2 separate regions of the Homo sapiens genome follow, and region 1 is linked to region 2. A link is a contact called in ENCODE Hi-C data. All regions are on one chromosome and are shown on one strand. The core of a region is the stretch at or near the end of the contact, and the rest is flanking DNA. Distances in the headings are between cores, read along the strand shown.

What was found. A loop is a pair of places that touch in the nucleus more often than their neighbours do. Pooled maps may share reads with other maps.
Region 1: a map of B cell shows a loop between it and region 2 (3-fold over the local background). The contact joins the enhancer-like site here to the promoter of GALNT14 in region 2. A Hi-C loop is called at or near these places in 2 of 168 maps with a recorded cell type or tissue (B cell and ascending aorta) and 4 of 50 pooled maps.

What each region holds. Positions count from the first base shown.
Region 1 is chr2:31,317,561-31,321,095 of GRCh38, reverse strand. No RefSeq gene overlaps it. Among named protein-coding and RNA genes, the nearest start is that of EHD3, 85 kb to the right of the region's middle. RefSeq lists a silencer at 2,241-2,310. Within about 2 kb of position 2,220, at least 20 of the 41 ENCODE cell types and tissues checked have a DNase peak (open chromatin) inside an H3K27ac peak, as active enhancers do; they include B cell and ascending aorta, where a contact is called at or near this core.
Region 2 is chr2:31,136,796-31,140,013 of GRCh38, reverse strand. It overlaps GALNT14 (polypeptide N-acetylgalactosaminyltransferase 14), which reads left to right and starts at 1,574. Exons shown (of 15, transcript NM_024572.4): 1 at 1,574-2,056. The coding sequence starts at 1,928.

The DNA.
Region 1 (3,535 bases), core at 971-3,470, 180 kb before region 2:
TCGCTGCCATAACAGATGACCACAAATTTAATGGATTAAAATCACACCTATTTTTATTATTCCACAGTTCTGTAGGTTAGAAGTGTGGGTACATGTGGCTCTACTCAGTCCTCTGCTTAGAGTTTCACGAGGTCAAAATCAAGGTTTTGGCAGGGCCGTGTTCCTTTTGGGAGTTTCTGGGGATGAATCTGCTTCTAAGCTCATTGTTGGCCGTTCCTTACAGTTGTAGGACTAAGGTCTTCACTTCCTTGCTGGCTGTTAGCTGGGGGCTGCCCACCTTCTCCTCATGCTTTCCACGTAGCCTTCAGCAATGGGGGTCAAGTCCCTCTCACGCTCCCAATCTTTCTGTTGAGTTCTGCCACTTCTCTTCTGACTCCAGCGGGAGAAAGTTCTGTGCTTTTAAGGGCTCATGTGATTAGATTGGGTGCACCTGGATGATCTGGGCTACTCTGGCTTTTTTTTTTTTTTTTTTTTTTGACAGAGTCTTGCTCTGCCACCCAGGCTGGAGTGCAGTGACACAATCTTGGCTCACTGCAACCTCCGCCTCCTGGGTGCAAGCAATTCTCCTGCCTCAGCCTCCCTGTAGCTGGGATTATAGGCATGCACCATCACACCTGGCTAATTTTTGTATTTTCAGTAGAGACAGGATTTTGCCATGTTGTCCAGGCTGGTCTCTAACTCCTGACCTCAAGTGATCCACCTGCCTCGGCCTCCCAAAGTGCTAGGATTACAGGCGTGAGCCACCGTACCCAGCTGTACTCTGGCTATTTTAAATTCTGTAACCTCAATTACATCTGCCAAGCCTCTTTTGCAATGCAACATGATATATTTACAAGATGCAGGGATTGGGGCATCTTTGAGGGGCCATTATCCTGCCTCAGTATGGATAGACTTTACATCTGCTGAGCCATGCCAGAGGGCTCTTCAGCAAGAGGGAGTGGGAAGAACAAAACCATAGAGGCAGTAAACCACATGGAAGGGGCAGTGAGAACAGCCAGCCTTGCCTGGGGTGCTAACCAGTTAGTTTCCTCCAAATGATGAGATATGTGTGCAAGCTCTTGCACAGAGTAAGACCTTCTGAACCAGAGAAAGCCAGCCACAGATTCCTGTCCTAGGGCATGTAGGCGTTCCCCGCTGCTCATCTCAGTTCTGTCAGGGAGATTGCTGTTGTAGCGTTTCTACACTTCCTGTGTACACCCTGTTCCTCCAGATGTAACAATGTAGAGCCAAGCACCTTCAACAAATAAAATTTATTTACTATTACATTTGTTGCACAAAGTACTGGCAAATCAGAAGAAGAATATAATAGTTGCCCATAATCCGGACACTCAGAACAACTGTTAACACTGGTGTTTTATGAGGTGCCTTTAACAGGCAGCTTTCCGTGTCTATTAATGTTCTTTCTCAATGGTATTTTCTATTGTATGGATGGCACTGTAGTTTATTTAATGGACATTTGGCTTACTCCCAAGTGGTTTTGCTCTCATAAACATGGCTGAGATAGCATAACAAGAGTTGTTTTGACAGTCATGTTAAACAGGATGTCAGCAGGCCCTCAGTGGGAATGCGAAGGGGAACTTGGGGTGGTACAGCTGTGTGAGGGTGAGTGGCTCCTTTCCTAGTTTCTTCATCCTGGCCTCTTAGCTAAACCCCTGTGTACTGCTTTGTTGTTAACTTGGTCCAGCTGCACCCGAGAGCTCATTGAATGGTTCACTTAAGAGCTATGCATTTCACTATGTGTAAATAATCCTCAATATTTTTTAAAATTAAGTATGTCCTAGTTCCAAACCAGCAAGATCTTGCTGTTTTTGTGCACATTCACATAAATGGGATTGGATGTAATAAAAACCAAAAAAAAAAAAAAAAAGGCACAGAGAGGAGCTGGCTGGGCGCTGGCCTCCAGCATGGGACGGTAAAGGGAGTAGTTACTGGGAACAGGCTCAGTTTGGTGAGGGGTGGCCACCACACTGCTTTGGCCCTCAGCCGCCTCATTTGCATGAAGCCCCACCTTGCTGGCTTGTGCTGTGGTGGGGGGTTAAGACCCCGTATATAAAAGTCCAGCATGGCACCTGAGATGAGACAGGGAGTCAACATAGAGGAGCCATTCTTGAACCTCCAGGAACTTTTCCGGGGAGGTGCAGTCGGCGCTGGGCTGCTGTGCTCTGTGGTTTCCCCTGTGGGTTGGTGGTGAGTCAAGGGCCCCCTGGGAAGAGCAGAAAGAAGACAGGCGCTGGGGATGTTGCTAACTGCTTATTTCTGAGGGTCAGAAAAACCTCAACTCAGTACAGCTGGGCTGTGCCCTTCAAGGGTGGAGCCTGAGGGTGGAGTTAAGTAGAGAGAACTCTGGAAGGGGGTGAGGCAGGGGCCAGAGGAACTGGCAATTCTGCCTGAAGGAGGTGGGCCTAGGGTGCCAGGGGAAGATATCTTTTTCTTCCCAAAGCAAAAAAAAAAAGGAAAAATGACAAGAGCTCTGCTCAGAGCCTGGCTCAGGGCTGCTTAAATGTCTCTGCTGGCACCACTATCCTAGCCACTGCCTTTACAATTTCATGTGGGAAATGAACACGCTTACTATGATGAAATATCAATCTCATGCAGATTTTGAAGGGATTACGTATACACACATCTGCTTTGGCTTTGAGGTTATTTATATTTGAACAGCAAGCTGCGTGCCTTAAGTTCTAGTTATTAGGAATGTGTAGGCCATGGTTTATACTGATGCCAACCTGCTTGCCTACATACTGTAGGGTGAACCATATCACCCATAGAAAACAAATTGATAGTGATGAAACAAATATAAATTATCATTAAAGACCAAAAAGACCAGCAATTTTAAATCACGACCCATTCAAGACAACAGTGATGGTCCTTTGATTACACTGCGTCCTTCTAAATGACTACCAATGGGGACTTCCAGTGACTTTTGTGGACACTTACCCCATGGAAGTCTGCAGGATGGCTTGCTGCTGCAGGTAACTCTGGGCAGAAGAGTGGGTTGGCACCCCCTTTAAGCCTGACAAAATTCCTCATGTGAGTTTATGAGTTCCAAATAATAGTAATAAACTCAATAACTCACTAGGTAGGTGTTTGGTAAATGATCTTTTGATGTAAAAATGAAATTGTATAAACATTAAAGGAGGATCAGTGAGTGGCTTATCGGAACCATCCTCCCAGTATTCCCCGGGGTTAAATGTTATACCCTGAGAAGGCTTGACAAGAGCTCTGAATCATCTGAGCTGGTTATTGAAAATGCAGGTTCAGGGCCCCCCTTGCAGAGATTCTGGTTAAATAAATCTAGAGTGAGACCCAAGAATCTGAATTTTAAACAAGCCCTGGAGGTGATTCTGATGCATGTGGTCTGCAGATACAAATTGATGGAAAATGCCCAAAGAGAATGGGGCCCCTCTCTGCCAGGTGTTAAGAGCACCTGCTATTCTGAGCAAATGCTATTCTGAGAGCATTTGCAGGCTGGAGTCTGCCTTTATGAGCTCTGGGTGGGAAGGTAGTTCAGGCTGGTTTATACAGCCACATACAGGGA
Region 2 (3,218 bases), core at 325-2,824:
GGTCTAAGAGCGCAGGTAGATCTTGAAAGGGCTGGCAACAGTGCTCACCTTTTCTGGGCTGTTTAATTTCAACTGCGGTTCCCAACCCCAAACATCTTATCTACAGTCCAGTCAAGAACTCTCTGAGGTTGAGGCAGGACTTCCCTGTGGCTGAAAGATAAGGTACCAAAAACAGGAGGCTTTGAGTAGACGCCTCCATTTCTCAGTACATGTCTTTGGGGAGACATCTTATTGAAGAAGGAATTCCAGAGCCCTGATTTACAGCTGTCTCACCTGTGCGGAGGTATGGGAGCTTGCCCTACACTGAGCTTTATGGGGAGAGAGGGGCAGGGAGAATGGTGGCTGCCACAGTGGGTGCATCGTTCTCACCTCCCCAAGAAACTCGATGAAGCAAGCAACCCTCCAACAAAAATGGCATGGTTCCCGCTGCCTCTGCTCCCCAGACAGAGCAAGGTTTCCCCACTTTGAGTGGTCAGATAACACCAGCACCTTGCATTCAGCTTTCACCACTACTCATTTGCTTGTCAGAGGAGGTATTTTCCCTCCATTTTACAGATGAGGAATCGAAGACTGGGAGAAGGTAAATGACTTACCCAAGACTCACACAGTGAGTGTGACAGCTAGGTCAGTACTCTCTGGTCAGTGATCTGGCCGTGATTCCAGCCTACTTGAGCCTACATGGGAATTGGAGTTAGAATTTGCTTTGCTTCTAGATCCAAGCGGTTTTAATCTGCAAGTGGGAGGGGGATACAATTCCCAAAGGCCCTTGGGAAAAGGGGCTTTTGAAAGATCACCCTCTGCACCCAGTATCCTCCTGCCCAGGGTCACTTTCCAAGAATCCCAAGTGGTTGTTCCAACTTTGGACCTCTTTTCTTGCAAGCACAAAGCCCTGATGCTTACAGGGAGAGAAAACCTTTATGGGAGATAATTGCGCCTTAATTTTTTAAAGGATATCTTTAAAGTTAAAATTAGACCAGCTCAGCTTTCCTTCCGTTAAGCAGAAAAAGTTACCAGGCACCTGCAGGCAGGCATAGAAACACCCTGGGGAGTTGGCTGACCGCGGCCTTGGCCCTCAGTAGCCAGGCAAGTGAACCGCGGGTTTGGGGCAGCAGCCCTGCCGGCGCCCTGGAATCCCAGCCTTGGCTGTGGTAGGACGAGCACATTGGGGGTGGGACCCCGGCTTCAGCGCCACGTGCAGCCCCCGCGATGAGCGGGAAAGTCCTCCCAGGCACAGCGCCGCCTGGCGAGGGCCGGCCCTTGGGTCCCAGCTGGCAGCTGGGGGTGGCGGGCATCCCGAGTGCACCGCTCCCGCCCCGCCCCGCCTTGCCCCAACCCACGATGGTCTGGGAGCTGCGCCCAGGGCTTGGCGCTGGCGGCCCCGCAACAGCACCGAGCGTTTCGGTCGGCGGGCGGCGGTAGCGCCCCCTCTCAGAGCCCCGCTCACTCCCACCTGGGCTCGCTCCGAGTCGGCCTGTCTGTCGGGCCCGCCCTCCCCGCTCACTCCCTCCGCCCTCGTGCTCCTCCCGGGGTGCTTGGCACAGCCTCGGATTCCTCCCTCTCGCTGCTCGAGTCAGTTTCCCTATCGGCGGCAGCGGGCAAGGCGGCGGCGGCGGCGGCGGCAGCCGCGGTGGCGGCGTGGGGAACATCTCGGCAGCCACCGCGCTTCTCCCGCTGGAGCGGGCGTCCAGCTTGGCTGCCCTCGGTCCTTCCCTGCCACGTTTCGGGTCGCCCTGCACCCCCCACCCAGGCTCGCTTCTCTTCGAAGCGGGAAGGGCGCCTTGCAGGATCCTGCCGCCCCTCCAACCGGATCCTGGGTCTAGAGCTCCCCAGAGCGAGGCGCTCGCCAGGACTCCTGCCCCGCCAACCCTGACCGCCGGGGGGTGCCCCCGGGACGTAGCGCCGCGGAGAGGAAGCGGCAAAGGGGACCATGCGGCGCCTGACTCGTCGGCTGGTTCTGCCAGTCTTCGGGGTGCTCTGGATCACGGTGCTGCTGTTCTTCTGGGTAACCAAGAGGAAGTTGGAGGTGCCGACGGGACCTGAAGTGCAGACCCCTAAGGTAGGCGGCTTGCCGGCGCGCTGGCGCTGAGCGGTGGCTTGCGGGAGGGCGCGCAGCCCGCGTGCCGGGTTTGCGGGCTCCCGGGAAACCAGGGCGAGGGTCTGGGTGCTGCGAGCAGGTAACAGCCGCCGGATGTGGCTACCATGTGATGTTTCTGGATTTTAAAACGCTCGGGGGCATCTCCGGACCCGCGGTGTGCATGAGTGGCAGTGGGTGTGGGTGGTGGGCGCGCGCTCGCCTGCGGAGCGGGGCTCCCAACTTGAGCTGCGCGCGAGGGTCCCGGGGCGGAGGGGGCTCTGCGGACGGGCGGCCCAGGGGCTGGCGGTCTCCGGGCGCTGCCAGAGAGTCGCCGGCGGTCGGGTCGGGCCAGCGCCCGGGCGAAGTGTGGCGGCTGCGCTGACCTCCTTCCCGCAGCTGCCAGGCCCGACCTGGGGAGGCCGGAGGCCGGGTGCGCCGCGCGCGCCTGTGCGTTGCGGGCGAGCGCCTTGCAGCCTCCCGGGCGGCTGCCACCCCTGTTCTCTAACTGTTCCCGACCCTCTCAGCTGCATTGGAAGTTGAATGTGCCCAGAACACCACGAAAGAGCCTGTAAAAACAGACGCCTTGGTATTGGCGGGGAGTTGAGGAAATGGGAATCCAAGTGGCTTTTCCAACTCCTGCTCAGTCAGTTCCTGTGAGGGAGCCAGAAGGTTCCCCCTATAGGCTCACTCTTACCTTCAGATTCAGAGCCCTGTAGGGGGAAAGGGAAAACTTCCCCATGGCTCTCCGAAGGTTCACTGAAAATCAGTTGACAAAAGGCAGATCAATAGGAGAAAAGGCATAATAATTTATTTGATCATAGTTTTTCGTGACATGGTAGCCTTCCGTTTTCTCTTCACAGATTTGGCCCGGGGACACGGAAGGAGGCCTCTGGGGGATTTCCTGGCCAGCCAGGCAGTCTTTATAAACTGGGTCCAGAACAGTCGTCTAGGGGTCTGGGCAAAAGCCTTGGAGGAGCTTATGGTCGGAAATGGGAGACTGAAAAACAGGAAGATGTGGGCGGGAGGTGGCGTCTCACCAGTTAAGTACAGTACAGAGGGCCTACTGTGTGCCAGGTGCATAGTAGGTGCCTTCCTCATAAGTAGTTGTAGGAGTTGGGTGGTAATATGCTTGTTTCATAGATCA